Regions from separate parts of the Homo sapiens genome. Here region 2 is linked to region 1. The links are chromatin loops, found by intact Hi-C in ENCODE. Cell type or tissue: ascending aorta. All regions are shown on one strand. Links, peaks and the distances in the headings refer to the core of each region. The heading gives the core; the rest is flanking DNA. Region 1 has its middle 18 kb from the start of SHB. Region 2 holds the start of IGFBPL1 (insulin like growth factor binding protein like 1).

The links. Hi-C counts contacts between places; a loop is a spot of excess contacts. Peaks named below come from ENCODE experiments on the same cell type or tissue, not always from the same donor. Only the 100,000 strongest peaks of a DNase experiment are listed, where the experiment ranks them.
Region 2: it touches region 1 in a loop (3-fold over the local background); 4 of 110 quality-filtered maps call a loop at or near these places.

Annotation. Positions count from the first base shown.
Region 1 is chr9:38,083,372-38,091,701 of GRCh38, reverse strand. No RefSeq gene overlaps it. Among named protein-coding and RNA genes, the nearest start is that of SHB, 18 kb to the right of the region's middle. RefSeq lists enhancers at 2,028-2,097, 3,440-3,489 and a silencer at 3,436-3,730. In ascending aorta, for the core only: a CTCF peak has its summit at 3,557 (motif pointing left); DNase peaks (open chromatin) are centred at 3,561 and 7,019.
Region 2 is chr9:38,420,320-38,428,649 of GRCh38, reverse strand. IGFBPL1 (insulin like growth factor binding protein like 1) reads left to right here and starts at 4,196. Exons shown (of 5, transcript NM_001007563.3): 1 at 4,196-4,685. The coding sequence starts at 4,226. LOC105376041 (a long non-coding RNA gene) reads right to left here and starts at 4,039. Exons shown (of 8, transcript XR_007061487.1): 1 at 3,900-4,039; 2 at 1,887-2,000. RefSeq lists an enhancer at 1-3,151. In ascending aorta, for the core only: no CTCF peak of the experiment used is centred there; DNase peaks (open chromatin) are centred at 4,159 and 4,279; H3K4me3 peaks cover 2,988 bases; H3K27ac peaks cover 2,595 bases.

The sequences.
Region 1 (8,330 bases), core at 144-8,143:
CCCTGTAACTCCTAAGTGAGCACCCCCAAGGAAAGACAGCGTTGGCCTCAGAGCTCAGCAGGTCTGAGCCTTTTAAGAGAAGAGGGGTTGGAGTCCGCTCCGGGAAGTGGAGGGCTGAGAGACAGAAAGCTAGGAAGAGTTACAGTCAGGCTCCTGCAGAGTCATAGATCAGTTGGGGCCCAAGGATTAATTTCCAAAGCAGAAAGAGGAACCAGAGATGAGCCGTTCCTGCTGCTGGGCTGCCTCTCATGTTCAGGTCACTCAGCTTGTCTTCTTGGTTTCACTCTGATTCCGCCAGCCTCTGATGTCCTATTACTTACCTTGGCTCCTACCTCTTGTATCTCCCTGATCTTACTACCATTTGCCACCTCTGCTCGTGAATTTTTTCATTTATTCTCCCACTCATTCTTCTGTTCATTCATTCATCCATTTGATCTATTACAGAGTTTAAGAGCACAGACTCTGCAGCCACACTGCCTGAGTTCAAGTCCCAGCTCTGCCCTTGACCTTAAGCAAGTTACTTCTCTGTGCCTCCATTTCTCCATCCCTAAAATGGAAATTAAAATGACGCTTACCTCAAAGTGTTACTAGAACATTAAAGGACTTAAATCCATGCCTGGCACATAGTCAGCACTCAAAGCATGTTAGCTTTGATCACTCACTCATTCAGTCAGCAAACATTCACAAAGTATGCACGTCAGGCACGGGTGAAACTATATTGGGGGCAATGAAGAAAAAGAATCTAGATACAGTCCTTGCCCTTGATTTGCTCCCAATCTAGTGTGGGAAACAGACTTACATGCAACTAAATGTAAACCAAAATAGGAAAATAAGCAAAACACAGTGGGCAAGAGGGCAGAGAGAAAGGAAGAAATGATTTGTTGGGGGAACGTCTTCTCAAAAACATGGCCTGTAAGCTGGACCTATAAGTCAGTGTAAGATTCAAGAAACTAAGATATAAAAAGCTGGAGGGAGCCTCTTCCTGGTGGAAGTTGAGCCTGGAAATGTGTACATACTCGGGAAATGAGAAGTGCTATGCCCCTGGGTTAGGGTTGCCAGAGAAAATGCAGGATGCCAAGTTTGAATTTCAAATAAATTTTCAGTACAAATATGTCCCAAATATACAAAAAAAAAAAAAACACTGCTTACCTAAAACTCAAATATAATATAACCGTGCATCCTATGTTTTTATTTGCTAATTCTGGCAGCCCTATCCTGGGGTGAGAATAAACCTGCTTTGAAACCTGCGACCTAGGTCGCAGTTCAGGGTTCCCCCCCCCGCCAACCCCATTTCTGGTTTGCTACCTTCATGAGTCATTTGGCATTCTTGACTCTGGGCTTCACGGGGACCTTTATGAACTGTCAGCAAATCACTTGGTGTCACTTTGTTATTAACGGTCACCGTCCCCATCCCCCAGGCAGAGATGAATGGAAAAATCTCAAATTTGTTCATCCTGTTGAAGGTCACTGTGTCTTCCGTTTTTATGTTGGCGTCTTTATTTCTGAGATCTTATCTCCTTTTTTTCCCCCTTTGAGATTCATTAACATCATGATGGGAAGGAATTCATTACCTTCATGGCTGTTGGGAAGAGAGGCAGGCAGGGGGGATCCAGCAGAATGGAGTGTCTGAAGCCTACAGCACTGGCTGTGAGGTGCAATGAGATAACCAGGTCTTCAGGGTGGGCCCAGAGCTGCTACAGGCTGGTGGCATTTTGTGCCAACTCTTGGGGCGTGTCTAGCTTCCACCCAGGCTGGGCCTTCCAGAGGTTATCAGCAGTGAGAGAAGCAGCTGCTAAACCTTCACCTACAGAAGAGTAGGCTGGGCAATCTGCAACCAAGTCAGAGGCTGAGGACATGAAAGGCAGTCCTCAGGACCCTCCCCTCATCCATAAAACATGCCATGCAGAGTCATTTCACCCCCCAGCATCCATTCACTGTTCCAGAAAGGTACACCTATTCATCTTTCTCAAAAATGTTTATGGAGAGGAATTATCAGCAAGAGAAAACAAATTCTCAGGCAAGATACTGCCCTTTGTGGGATATCTATTTCTGTAGAACCCTGACAATGGGGATGATGTCTGGTTTGACTGCGGTATGCCTGAGAGCACTGGGGAGAGACAAGCTTTAGGAAAATCCCTGGGGCTGGGGGGATTCTGCTACCCTGATGCCTGCCTATATGATGGCTTAGTTGAAAGACAGATGTTGAAATGAAGTTTCTGAGATTAAAGGAAAGTGAAAGGGGGTGTTCTTTACTTGTTGATACACTCAAAGCTTGCACAGGCTCTCAGGCCAGAAGACATGAGACAAAAACTAATAATGGTAAGAAATGACCCCCCACTTCAACTCAGCTGCCTCAAGCAGGAGGATTTTTCCCATCAGGTGCCACAGACAGAGGACAGAGGACCTACGAGCTTCTCAAGAGCCTCGAAAAATGTTTCATGCACTACAAAAATTCTCATTGACTCCAAGTTACAAAATGAAAATTCCACAGTCAAAATGTAATGAAATGCCCTGAAATTCTGTGTTACATCAACTCTATACATCGTTATACTTAGTATCTGTAAATTTTTTTATATTTGAAAAGAATTAGCAGATTCTTTCACTTCAAGGAATTCCTAACTATGCACAATGATTTCTAAGAAACCACAGCCATTGAAAATAAAATTAGCAAAATAATCCTCAAAGTAAAATTATTAAAATGCCCCCAAAAACTATTTTAGAGAAAATGAATTGCATTTCCAGTGGGATGTGGGGGCATTTTGGTGTGTGCTATGTCATGGGTCAGTGCATCTAGAAATTATACTGCTCAGCTTCTACAAAGGTCTGAACAATCCTGGTCCCAAAGGACCAGGGCCTCCTCAAAAGTTGTAAAGAAAGCAGGTGTACACAGGCAGAAGTGAGAAAGACATGGTCTTTGCAGCCAACTAACTGTTTTGTTCATGTCACTCAGAGACCATTGAAACTGAAAGGAACCCTGGTCATCATGGTGCCCAGTGCAAGGGTGGGGCTGGTCTCTCAGTCTCCAGACATCAAACTTATTTGGTAAGATGAGACACCTGAGGCTCAGAGAGGGAGAGGTCATCACCTAAGGACACACAGTACGAGCTTTCATCAGGGGCCATAGACACAGGATTGAGGAACTACAAGGTTAGAGATCAGACTCCAGACCCCTGCCTCCCAGACTCAGTCCTTGCCACTGTACTATGCCTGGGCTTCCTGCTTCCTTCTCCAGGACACTGAGTCATCCCCCATCCTTAGCAGAATATGTGGGTCACTGGACATTCACTTGCTGGTTTAATTTTGGAGATTCTAGCTCCTATTCTTAGATGTTTATCAATGTTTGCCATCCGTCTGTTCATCCTTGGGCTTTCCTAACCTTGGTCCAGGCACGCTGCTTCCTAGGCCTTCTGGTTGGAGGCCCACTTTATCCTGTGCAAATCACCTAGGCCAAGATTCCCCTTCCAGCCAGGGCTCAACTAGCGGACCAGCCAGCTGGCTGACCCCACAGCCACAGCAATATTTTGGCACCTGGACCATGCCCTCTCTCGCCCCCTTGTGGCCACTCGGAGAGGTGCACCACCTGGGACTCAGGGTCCACCCCATGTGTGCCAAGTGCATTTGAGCCAGCTTGATTATTATTTCTCAAAAGGCTTCCTTATTCCTGGATGACCGTTACTTGGGCAGCACTAACTCTTCTCCACTCCTGCTCTCCCATTTAATTGTCCATGGCAGCCTCAGACTCCCCGTTTGATTCATCAGTCCATCAACTCCCAAGGATTCTTGAGCACCAGTCAAAGGCGATCAATCTGTGGATGAGGATGCAGTCCATGGCGGGAAGTTACAGCCAATAAAGGGCAGCTGAAGCACTCATCAAAAATTTAATAATTTGTGGTTCAAATTAGACTGTGCCAAGAACTTCAAGAATTAAGAAATGGGGTAATGTAGCTGTGGAGGTCCCAGCGAGAAAATAATCAAATTGGTCTTTGGGAGACAGGAAGTCTTTTGAAAACAGAAGGAAAGGAAGAAGAGAATTCTGGAAGAAAACAAAACCCATGAGAAGCAATAACTAACAGCCTGAGCAACATGGGGAAACCCTGTCTACACCAAAGATACAAAAAATTAGCCGGGCGTCGTGGCATACACCTGTGGTCCCAGCTACTTTGGGGGCTGAGGCAAGAGGATCACTTCAGCCTGGGGAAGTCAAAGCTGCAGTGAGGCAAGATCATACCACTGCACTGCAGCCTGGGCAATAAAGTGAGACCCTGTCTCAAAAAATAAAATAAATTAAAAATAAGTAATAACTAAGGTAGAATTATGGTTTAAATAGTATTTCCAAGGAAAAAGATAAAATGGAGATGAACTTTTTTTTTTTTTTTTTTTTTTGAGATGGAGTCTCGCTCCTGTCATGCAGGCTGGAGTGCAGTGGTGCAATTTTGGCTCACTGCAACCTCCACCTCCCAGGTTCAAGCGATTTTCCTGCCTCAGCCTCCCGAGCAGCTGGGATTGCAGGTGTACACCACCACGCCCAGCTCATTTTTGTATTTTCAGTAGAGATGGGCTGGCCAGACTGGTCTCGAACTCCTGACCCCAGGTGATCTGCCCCCACCTTGGCCTCCCAAAGTGCTGGGATTACAAGCATGAGCCACCGCACCTGGCTGAACTCTTTCTTATTATCTTCTCTAGGTGCTCAGATTCCTTTGTTAGTTCTTTTTGCAAAGCACACACCACACTCTGACTCTGCAATGTTTACATGCTCTCCCTTCTGCTATTCATTAAGACCCTCTTGGCTGCAAGTAACAGAAATCTAACTGAAATTAGCTACAGTGAAAAAGAAATGTATGGATGGATATAACTGAGAAGGACATGGAGAACACTGCATAAAGTAAGCCTTCAAATCCAGGGCTGGCACAATATAATCAGTGTGCTCTCTTTTTCAGCTCTGTCTTTTGCTCTGCTTTTCACTGTTTGGGGGCCTCATTCTCTCCTCCCACAGCTGGGCTTCCTCTAAGTGTCAGGGATAATGGCTTCCAAGGCAACCAGTTTCACATCCTTCCAGCTGTGACCCTAAGAAATAGTAAGAAAATGTCTTCTCCACTTGTCTCCAAGGAAAGCCTTTCCTTGACCAGCACCCCACTTCTCTTCTCTCCCCTGGATCACAGGAGCTAGAAGCCTGGGAACTACATGTTCCAGAATCCCTGTCTTCAGAGTCCTGCATCGAAAAACACCCATGAGAAGCACTTGCCAAGATCTAGAAGGTAGAAAGAAGGCAGAAGCCAGATTTTTGCCCCTCTGGCAATGTCAAACTTTGGGCTTAGGCAGACATGGCATTTTCCAGCAGCTTCTAGGTACTTTCCTGAAAATCTCAGGCCTTGGGATTGGAGGCAACTGAGATCATCCCTAGTAGTTTTCCGAGTTCCTTCAAATTCCCTATCTGTGAAAGCTAGTGACAAAACCAGTGGCCTTCCTTGACCTTGGCTTGTCCAGACTGTCTTTTGAGTTTTGTTTGTCCAGATTTTCCAAGCACCTGATTGCCTTCATTAAATCCCTTTCCACATGGAAGGCCTAGAGTGGTTTCTGTTTGTGACTATACCCCAGGTGATTTATGCATGCACCTTGTGTGGGAGTATGGGGAATGAGGGAAGTCAGGGAGAAAATCCTAGGAGCCAAATCAAGAGCAAATAGTCGAAGAAATGTTCAGGTAGGGGACGAGGTAAGACCATGAAGGGTGCTGAGTGCCAGACAGACTCGATGTGCTGGGGAAAAAGGAAGCCAGGTGAATATGATGACAAGGGCCACATTTTAGGACAACCCATGGTGGCATGTATGGGACAGATAAGGATGAGGGCAACAGAAAGGAGGCAGTAGCAATAGAAGTGCCCTAGAATGGGGAAATGGGAAAGTACAGAAAAGGGTGTATTTGACAGGTGTGTTGGAAGAAAAAGCAGGATATTTTGGTATATTGTAATTAAGGACTTAATAGTGGCTGCCATTTATGAAGTTATGATTATGCATCAGGTGACGTGCTAGGTTCTTTACTTATATTTGTTATAATCCTGCAAGGCCAAAACCATCTATATTTACAAAGAGGAAAACCAGGTTCTAGGAATATTCTTTGATAGGCTCAAGGTCAATCGGCCAGGGACATGAGCCAGAACTTGAGCTCTCCTCTGCTGCCCTTCACAGCGTACATTCATCCCACCAAACTGGGCTGCTTTTTTTCCCACTCCGGGCCTTTTAACAACAAACAGCCACGCTCCATCCTCACCTGGTAAGAGGCAGTGGCAGATAATCAGAAGAGTAGAGCCTCTGTCCCCCTGACATGAAGCTCTTAAGAGGGAATGACCAGTCAAATCCAAATTGACAGATATTCTGTAAAACAACTGGCCTGATCTCCTTAAAAAACGTCAATGTTATAAAAGACCAAAAACAAAAAAGACTGAAATACTCTTTGAGATGAAAAGAGACTCAAGAGACTTGACAAGTAAATGCAGTAAGTGATCCTGGATTGAATCCTAAATAAAAAAAAAAATACTATAAGAAACATTTTGTAAACAATTGGGAAAATAAGCCAGATACCCGTTAAATGGTAATGTATTGATGTGAAATTTCCCAAGTGTAATCATTGTATTATGGTTCTGTGGGAAAATGCCCTTGTTCCTTGGAGATAAACTGAAATATTTAGAAGTAAATCAACACAATGTTCCCAAGTAATTCTCAGATGGATTAGCAAAATTAGTTAGGTAGCTGGGTAAGGTAGACAGAGAGAATGCAGATGTGGCAGAATGCTAACCATTAAAGGGTCCAGGGGGGTTACCATACAATCTTTCCATAGTCTGAAATTTTTCAAAATAAAAATGAGGGAAAAAACCTTAAATGTATCCATTGCCCCACCCCTGCAAGGGAGAGAAAGGAAAAAAGAGGAAGGCCTTTAAGTTGAACATGCCTGAGTTTGCAACAAAGCGTCTGCCACTTCCTAGCCGTGGGACCTCTGAGCCCTCAGCTGGAGAAGTGCGCAGTAATGCCAACCCACTGTGCTTCTGTGGGGGTGATGTCAGACACAATCGGTGTGAAGCCGGGAGCTCAGCATCTAGCACAGTGTTCTCACTGTTCATATTTGTTCTCTTCCCTTCCTCCTTCCTAATCCCCATTTCATCTGCAGAATCCATTCAACTGGGCACTGAGGGAGATTAGCTCAGGATAAATAAGAAAAACTATGGATCCTGCAGGGCACACAATGGAGACGTGACGCCCCTGCAGGGACACTGACTGCAGCCTGCCTGCCTACCTGTGATGCAGGCTGGCCAATCCTCTGAATGTCAGACTTTTGGCTGGGGACATCGACCAGCCAAAAGTCAAAAATGCCTCCATCCCAGATTTTGTCACCCACAATTTGCTGGTTAATATCACAGATGAGAACTCAGACACAAACCAGAGTTTCTCAAAGTGGGGTCCCTCAGCCCATTGGCAACAGAATCGGCTGTGGCTCAGATTCCTGAGCCCCACTCAGCTCTGTTGAGTCAGCTTCCCTGGAGTGGCCATGGGAGTGTCCATGCTAACACTGATGTCTATGTGGCTCCGAGGCACAGTCGAGTCTGAGTGCCCCTGACCTGCACTGTGGCTGTGGGAGATGTGCTACCTTATTGCAAAACTGGTCCACTGGAGGAGTAAATTCCTGTGGTGAGTGCCTAATAATAACATGCAAAGGCTATACCTACCACAAAAATGTCTGTCAATAGGAGCAAACAGAAATACAAATCGACTTGTACATAAAGATAAAACCGGGCCTGGCACGGTGGCTCATACCTGTAATTCCAACACTTTGGGAGGCCAAGGCGGGTGGATCACCTGAGGTCAGGAGTTCAAGACAAGCATGGCCAACATGGTGAAACCCCATCTCTACTAAATATACAAAAATTAGTCAGGTGTGGTGGTGGGCACCTGTAATCCCAGCCACTCGGGAGGCTGCAGCAGGAGAATCACTTGAACCCAGGAGGTGGAGGTTGCAGTGAGCCGAGATCGTGCCATTGCACTCCAGCCTGGGAAACAAGAGCGAAACTCCATCTCAAAAAAAAAAGAAAGATAAAAGCATGAGGCTTAGGAAGAAAGCAGTGCTTCTCTCTGGCCTGCGCCAGCTCCTGACTCAAAGTGTGCAAATGAGACACTGCCCAGCCTTGGAGTGAGGAGGTCCATAGTCTAGAGCCCCCAAACAATCATTGCATCTTAAGACTGAAAGGATCAGAGTGGGCTCGAAGGCCTGGGCAGAAGAAGCCCCTCCACCCACCACGACTCTGGAAAACCACAAAAACCAACAGTTCTCTCCTTCAGACATT
Region 2 (8,330 bases), core at 75-8,074, 340 kb before region 1:
AAATGGCTGGAATGACTAAAACTTAGATGCGTATAAGAGGGGTCCTTGGAGCTCAAACTGAGACCTCTGCAGGGTGTGCCACTAGGCTGATGCTAGTGTCACTGAGCTTGGAGAAAGAACCCCAGGGGGGCTGGGGCAGTTCATTCTGGGTGGGCCTGAACTCTAAAATCTTATCAGCACTGTGTGAGCCCCAAATCTCTGCTCAGCTCTCACCTCCCAGCAGCCTCCCTCAAGTCTTGCCCTGTACTTGTGCAGTACAGGGTCAGCCAAAGGTCTAAGACTTGTGGGATTCCCTCTCTGTGGTTCCTCATTTTCTGTCCTAGATCCCCAAATCTCTGCCTTACTCCTGAATTCTGATGTCTACCTCTTCTGTCCAGTGAGACCACTTGGCCTCCACCTCCCTGCAGAGTGGCCTGGAAAGTGTCCCCAGGGAGAATGCTTGGGTAGATGTGGGGCTCACATTGTGTACCCCCTGACGCTCTCAAGGATCACAGCCCTGTATTAGAACACTGTCCAGTGCCTGTCCATAGCTGTTTTCTTTAATTTGTCCAAGTTATATAGTGGTTTACAGCAGAACAGCAAATCCTCTACCATTCTTTTTCGTCTGCTCAGTATCTGAATTCCCATCTTTGCAGAGTTCTACATCTTGCTACATCCCCTTGCATGCAATATTGAAGTGAAATCTGTCTCCCTAAAAATCCCATCTGTCATTTATGGAACTTCCCTCTAGAAATTCACCTTGCCTTCTGCTCTGTAATCGCCCACCAGAGGTCTGGAGAAAGGGCTTTCACCTTCCTTTAGCTTGGAGAAGACTATCTATGATTGCCCTGACTATTAAAGCTTGAGGTTCAAATCCATGGCCTATTTATGGAGTGGCCTTTGCTCAACTGAGCTTCTATTCTCTTCCTCTGTGCTGGAAGCTCCCCAAGGACAGAGAATATCTGCCATTTATCTCTACGTTCAAGGGAGGAATTAATGGATGGGACATTCATACCCACTTCAGCAGCTGCCGGGTGGGCACACATCTGCTCTGAATGGGGGATTGGCTAGTCTTCCCTGTGTTGTGTTTGTTTTCAGGCTGGAGGCTGAAGAGGAAGAAAATCACACCCATTCTTGTTGCCTAATTACTTACCCAGGTGCATGGGATCTCTCCACCTGCCAGACAACAGAGGCACCTCAACCCCCCTTCCCGACTGGGAGAATTTGTCCCTACTTTCTCCTATCATCTTAGGGGGCCCACAGGTGTGGCCCACAGTGTTAACTGGTACTCTGGGAACCAGAGAGATGAAAGAGCACAAATGCCTCTGCTGGGCTATGGGCTTGCAGGCAATTTTAAAAGGAAATAGACATGACTGATCACCTTCAAAGCTTGGGAATGTTTTCTCCACCCAGATACAGGGGCTTTGATGCCACAGGCTCAGTGTTGGAAAATGAGTCTTCTGATTTAATTCTCAAAGAGTCGTTATGCATACATAGTACTCTCCCTACCATTTAAAAGGAATGTAGATCATATGTAAATGCGCCTCTGTGAGATTGTGTATCCTAACCTGCATTAAGCACACATTAATTTCATTATGACACCGTTCACTTACTCCTCCTTTAATGTCTGCATAAAAAGCAGGCAAATCATTTCTGTACACATTTATTTCTCAATCATGACCATGTTTTGTCCAGTCCAGGTCTCAGGGTCGGGCACTGTACTACAGGAATGGTGGCTCAGTTTGAGGTAATCAAACGTCAACTCCCCTGACCCCTACTTCTGACCCCCTCCATGCTCCTTGCCAAGACTCATTCTTAAACTCCTTCTTTGACAAGGACCTCACTATCTCTGGAGCAGCCTGATCTCTCTTTGGACAACTATGAACCATTAGAAAGTCTGAACTTACCAGCAAAGTTGTCCCTGAAAAGCAGCATGGAGTTCGCTTATCTCTTTTGTTTGCAAATCCTGCTTTGTTCATTTAACATTATAAGTGTTTCCTTCTCATAGTGAGACCCCATCTCTGAAAAAAAAAAATTGTTTAAATTAGCCAGGCGTGGTGGTGCTCACCTATAGTCCTAGATACTCAGGAGGCTGAGTGGGGGAGGACGGCTTGAGGCTCAGGAGTTTGAGGCTGCAGTGAGCTATGATCATGACATTGCACTCCAACCTGGGCAGCAGAATGAGGTACCATCTCTTTTTTTTTTTTTTTTTAAAAAAAGGGTTTCCTTCACATCATTAAAAACAATCTTAAATTTTTGCATGTTTACACATTCACATATTTACAAATATGCCATTACATTAGATGTGCACTTTTTAACCGCTATTTTACTAAACAATGTATTATAAACATGTTTTCATTTCTATTAACCCATATTTTCTTTCTAATTGTTAATGCCTGCATAATCCTCTATTGTTAGATGTACCATAATTTATTTAACGATTGCCTCTCGGTGGGCATTTAGGTCGTTAACTTTTTTTATTTTTATTTTATTTATTTATTTATTTTTTGCTATAGTAACCAACTCCAGGATGAAATCTTCACACATAGTGATCATTTTTTTAGGAGAGATTCCTGGAAGAGCACAGAGGGGTCAAGCGGTGAGAGCACTTTAAAAGGCCACTCCTGGTAAAGACAGCAGCCTCCAGGTTGAAAGTCACTGTTGATAGGTTCTGAGAGCTGCGCTGAGTGCATTACCAACATTGTTATATTTATTCCTTACCACCACCCCTTCATGGTGCCTAACCGCCCCTGCTCTGTGTGGCTGATTGTAAGGTAAGGCCTGGCGTGGACCAGGCAGATGGCCCTCCTCTGACCACCACATAAAGTGGCCTCAGAAGAGGCTCCTTTCTGGGGATAAGAAGACTGCAAACTGGGAAGGAACTGGGCTTGAAAAGCAAAATGAACCCCACCCAAGAACGGTGTAGCTGGTCTTCCCAGGCTGCAAGAGGCTTTCTCCATCTCCAGGAGTTCAGCAAAGAAAAAACAATAGAGCACAAGACACATGAGGGGTGGCCAGTAAAGGCAGGAAAAGTCTCCTATAAAACCTGCTCAGCGAGTCCCTCCCTCCATCCAGTGCATTTACCCAGCAACACATCAAATCCCAGCAGCCAAGACTCTCTTAGGTTTCTCGTCTGGGTGCCCTGCCAGAACTCAGGCAGGATGGTGTGCACAGAGCCTGGCCCAGAGAAGGCGCAACGGCGGCATGAATAACTGACTACAAGAAACTGCATCTTTCCAACATGCATTCCCCAGTAAGCCACAGGTACACTGACCCTTGTGCACCAAGACTTCATCAAAGCATTATTCGTATTAACCAAAGGATGGAAAATAAGTGGTTAAATAACTGCAACTAAACCCTGTGGAAAGGCCACTCTGTATGAACTCCAAAATATATCACCATATCTCATCACAACAAAGTCACTGTGGACGGAGATGTACCATGACTTTATGCAGCATTAAGAAACACACTCACAGAGCCAATGAACTATGCTCCCATTGATTGTATAAGAAACCCAGTTTCACAGATGACAAGAGGTGGGGAAACTGTGAAACACTGTAAGTGCAAAAACCAAGTGCAGACTAATGTGTATGGCACGCTACTCTGTGTGTGTGAGAGAGAAACAGAGTGTGTGTGTTTTAAAGGAAGGGGCTTTTTTAGGCACATGTACTTTTATAGGCATAGAGAAAATTTCTGAAAAGATATACAAAAACCCGATAGCAAGAGTGGCCTCTGGAAGCCGAGTTGGAGGATGGGGATACAAGGTGGTAGGGTAACCCTCTTTTCATCCTTAGATGTATATGTAAAATCTACATTTTAAACCATATATTCTCTTTATAAAATAAAACTTTGAAAACTACTGAATGCAAAATAAAATTAAATAAAATAGCGCATCCTTCTGGGAGGATTTACGGGCATACTATCTGGAGCCAGCCTTGGATCCGGAGACCGTACGGTTATCCAATCCTGACTCTGCCATAGCGACCTCGGGCAAGTTGTCGCCCCGACTGGGTCTCGGTTCCCTCAAGAGTCCAATCGGAGGTCGGAGAGCTGCTCTCGGGGCGACCCTCCAGCTCGGAGACCCGGGCCGCGGGCACCGCGCGGGTCCCGGGCTGGAGCAGCGGTCTGCGGGCGCCCCGCGGTGCAGGCCCGGCCAATCAGCGGCCGCGGGGCGGGAGCGGTGACTGCTCGGCGGGCGCGGAGCGGAGCGCGAAGCAGAGGCGCCGCCGCTGTCCCGGAGCAAGCCATGCCGCGCTTGTCTCTGCTCTTGCCGCTGCTGCTTCTGCTGCTGCTGCCGCTGCTGCCGCCGCTGTCCCCGAGCCTTGGGATCCGCGACGTGGGCGGCCGGCGCCCCAAGTGTGGTCCGTGCCGGCCAGAGGGCTGCCCGGCGCCTGCGCCCTGCCCGGCGCCCGGGATCTCGGCGCTCGACGAGTGCGGCTGCTGCGCCCGCTGCCTGGGAGCCGAGGGCGCGAGCTGCGGGGGCCGCGCCGGCGGGCGCTGTGGCCCCGGCCTGGTATGCGCGAGCCAGGCCGCTGGGGCAGCGCCCGAGGGCACCGGGCTCTGCGTGTGCGCGCAGCGCGGCACCGTCTGCGGCTCCGACGGTCGCTCGTACCCCAGCGTCTGCGCGCTGCGCCTGCGCGCTCGGCACACGCCCCGCGCGCACCCCGGTCACCTGCACAAGGCGCGCGACGGCCCTTGCGAGTTCGGTGAGTCAGGGTCGGGGATTGGGTGGGTAGAGAAGGAGGGATTCCAACCCTCTGGGGTGTGGAGCGAAGGATCCCCCTGCCCAGTGGTGGACGGCGCTGCCTGGCACTCAGTTTCCCCTTAGGGAGCAGTATTTCATATCTCTCCTCGTGCTCAGAGAGACTGGGGCGAGAATCCTTGGAGACGCCACTCACTGTGCTAGTCGAATTTTTGGTGAGCCTGCTACCCCTTTTGGTACTTAAGTACCTGCTGATGCAGTCACTTATTTGTAGGCATGGTATGTTTGCCCAGCAGGAGACTGGGAGTTAAGGAGGGGGATCCGAGTTCCCAGGTATCCAGCGCTAGGTGGATTGTTTGAATGGGGAGGAAGGGAAGTTGAGGTTGGGGGAGGAAGGGAAGTAGAGGATAGGGGAGGAAGGGAAGTTGAGGATGCAGGAGGAGGATGAGTTCCAGACTGGGGAATCAGTAGTCACCAGGCCACAGCACCAGAGCACCAGGGCCCCCGGTGTGGGAAGGGGCTGAGCTGGGATGCTGAGGGAGCTCCATCCAGGAGAAGTAAGACCTTTGGAGACGTAAGGTCTGAAAAGATTGTGGTGCTATTAGGGGCAGACTCAGGTTTCGTGCTTCTAAAACATATATAATTTGGAGAGTCCTGCCTTAAGTAAAGGAATAGAACTGCTAGGGACTTAGAAACTTATTATGAAATGCTAGGGACTTAGAAACTTAAGCTTCATTAACATCACAGTAAAATAATCTCTGAGTGCTATAGTTGCCCACCCTCTTTATGTACCTTTTGAAAACCAAACAAAAAGAAACCAAAACGTTAGCACTGCTTTACCGGCTTCCTAAGCATGAGTGTATTCCACCCACTAGGTTTTGAAGTGCCGCTGTGTACTTTGCCTGGAGTGGGCAGTGCTGAGTTTAGGGTGAGTGAGAAGGTGGCCAGTGAGTCCCAAGGAGCCTGGGTTTCGGCCTGGAGTTCAGGCTTCTGGGAAATAATTCTGGCCTGAGCCCAGAGACCAAGTCCAGACTTTAGTGCCTAAGTCAGTGTAATGACTTAGCTTCAAGAAAGAAGCCTGGGGTGGGGTGAGACCTTTCCAAGCCTTAAGAAGTATCTAGTAGTCTTTCCTCTCAAGTAGTTCAGGTAGATGTACCCAAGTCCAGGAGACGCAATGGGTTGTTGGAGATGGGGCAGGAAGCCTCCAGTCCTGGGAAATGTAAAACCAGTGTGTGGCCAGTTGAGCACAGGAAAGTCACCATTGGCTGTTCCTAGCTGAAGCTCCCCATGGAGGACAGAGCTGGCTGGGGGTGCATCTGTGCTGCCGCTGGCTCCCTGAGTGGCCCTGGACGGGTCCCTTCCCCTCTCTGGCCATATCAGCCCCAGTGGAGTCATTGTTGAGGTCCCTTTCACTCGGAACAGTTGGTTTCCGCCCTGTGGCACTTAAACAGTCCTGTCTCTTTCCTTTTGCTAGTTCCTATCACTCGTTTTTATAACTGCTTTCCTCAGCCGTTAATTCACAGGCAATTCTCTTTGTCTCCAGACAGGTAACACTTTTAACTCCACATGCAGGAGACAGAAGAAATGCTGACCAGGTCCTCAGACTATAAATGCTGCTGATGATCTCAGATAATTTCTCCCCAGAGTGGCATTCTCTTCCTAAGAGAAAGGCACCTTAAAGACATTCAGACCAAATCTGCTGTTATACAGAGAAAGAGACTGAGACACAGCAAGGTCAGAGCCCTTGTCCAGGGTGACCAGTAAAGGATGACCAGCTCCCTGGTCCCAACACCCTGTCCAGTGCTCTTTTGGCACAGGACTTAATAGTATTAAGTCAGGCAGATGGTGGTTACCATGGTTACCAGAGTGAGGCCAGATGGCAGATGGAAACTCCATACCCCTAATTCACTGAAAATTACCAAATGACAAGTAAATGTGACAGCCCCTTCACTCTGATCTATGGGATCTGAGGCCCACCCCAGGCACAGACCCAGGGAATAAAGATATTCGTGGGGCCACATGGAAGCAACTCAGAACTGGTTTTCATGATCTCATTACTGACAGGCGTCAGGCCTCCCCGGGGTTCAGCCCTTCTTCCGCACCAGCCTTTGTGTCATCCACCACAGAACCGGGCACTGTTTGCCTGTCACTCTCTGTCCTGAAGTGCTAGTGTGGCCTCTGCCCTTGTGTCCAGATAAAGCATGAAGGTTTGGACAGGGGATGTTTCCTAGCCCAGGCAGCAGCTCATTCTGTGCTGCCCTAAAGCCATCTTTTATTCACAAGACACAGCGGGAGCGTTTTTTAACAATGCCTCTGGGGATCCCGGTTGAAGGAAAACAGACTGTGAGTCAGAGCAGGGCTGTTCTGCTTCAATATTCATGATAAAATCACCCCTCCTGACTCCTTGGGTACCCAAGCACCTAGATTTCATGGAATGAGGCCTCGGGAAGTATTTATTATGTTGTTCACAGTGTGTGAAGGGCCCTTATACATGCCTCTGAGGAGCCTGGGGAAGCAGTTTTCAGGCTTAAATTCTGCCCTTTCCTCCTATGCCCTGAAATGCCCCAAACTGCCACATAATGAGAGTGATCCTTTGATCCGCACACATGTATGGAAGACTCACATATGAATAATTCTTACTGTTGGAAATTGCTTTTGCATCCTTTTTTTTTTTTTTTTTTTTTGAGACAGGGTCTCACTGTATCTCCCAGGTGGAATACAATGGCTTGATCACAGCCCACTGTGATCCTGGGCTCAAGGAATCCTCCTGCCTCAGCCTCCCAAGTAGCTGGGACTATAGGCACATACCATCATGCCCAGCTGATTTTTAGAATTTTTTGTAGAGACAGGATCTTACTGTGTTTCCCAGGCTGTTCTTGAACTCCTGGCCTCAAGCACTCCTCCCACCTCAGCCTCCCAAAGTGCTGAAATTACAGACATGAGATACCATCCCTGGGCTGCACCCATCTTTTTACATGATTTTTACAAGTGTCCTGGGGAGGTCTCCTTCCCATTTGATAGAAGGGAAAGCTGAGGCACATGGAAGGAAATTCCCTGGAGCCACCTGGCTGGTCCCAGCTGTGAAAGGGCTCCAGTGTAGGTTTGCCTGGCTGTTTTGTTTTGTTTTGTTTTGAGACAGAGTCTCACTCTGTCACCCAGGCTGGAGTGCAGTGGTGTGATCTTGGCTCACTGCAAGCTCCACCTCCTGGGTTCACGCCATTCTCCTGCCTCAGCCTCCAGAGTAGCTGGGACTACAGGCGCCCACCACCACGCCTGGCTAATTTTGTTTTTTGTACTTTTAGTAGAGACGGGGTTTCACTGTGTTAGTCAGGATGGTCTTGATCTCCTACCTCATGATCTGCCCGCCTCGGCCTCCCAAAGTGCTGGGATTACAGGCGTGCGCCACCATGCCTGGCCTGCCTCGCTATTTTCAGATGGGCGCTGCACAGCTAGCCGCTAGCAACCTGATCAGTAAGGTGCTGTGCACCCGCCAGCCTTGAATCTTGGGGGTTTCTCAATCTGGGTCCACCTTCCTGTTTTTCCCAAGGTTTGTCACTTGTCCCTCTATTTAGCACTGGGCTATAGCTCCTGAGAGAAGCCTTGAAGGATGGGGAGAGAATCCCAATGCTAGCAAGGGGGAGGCACAGCA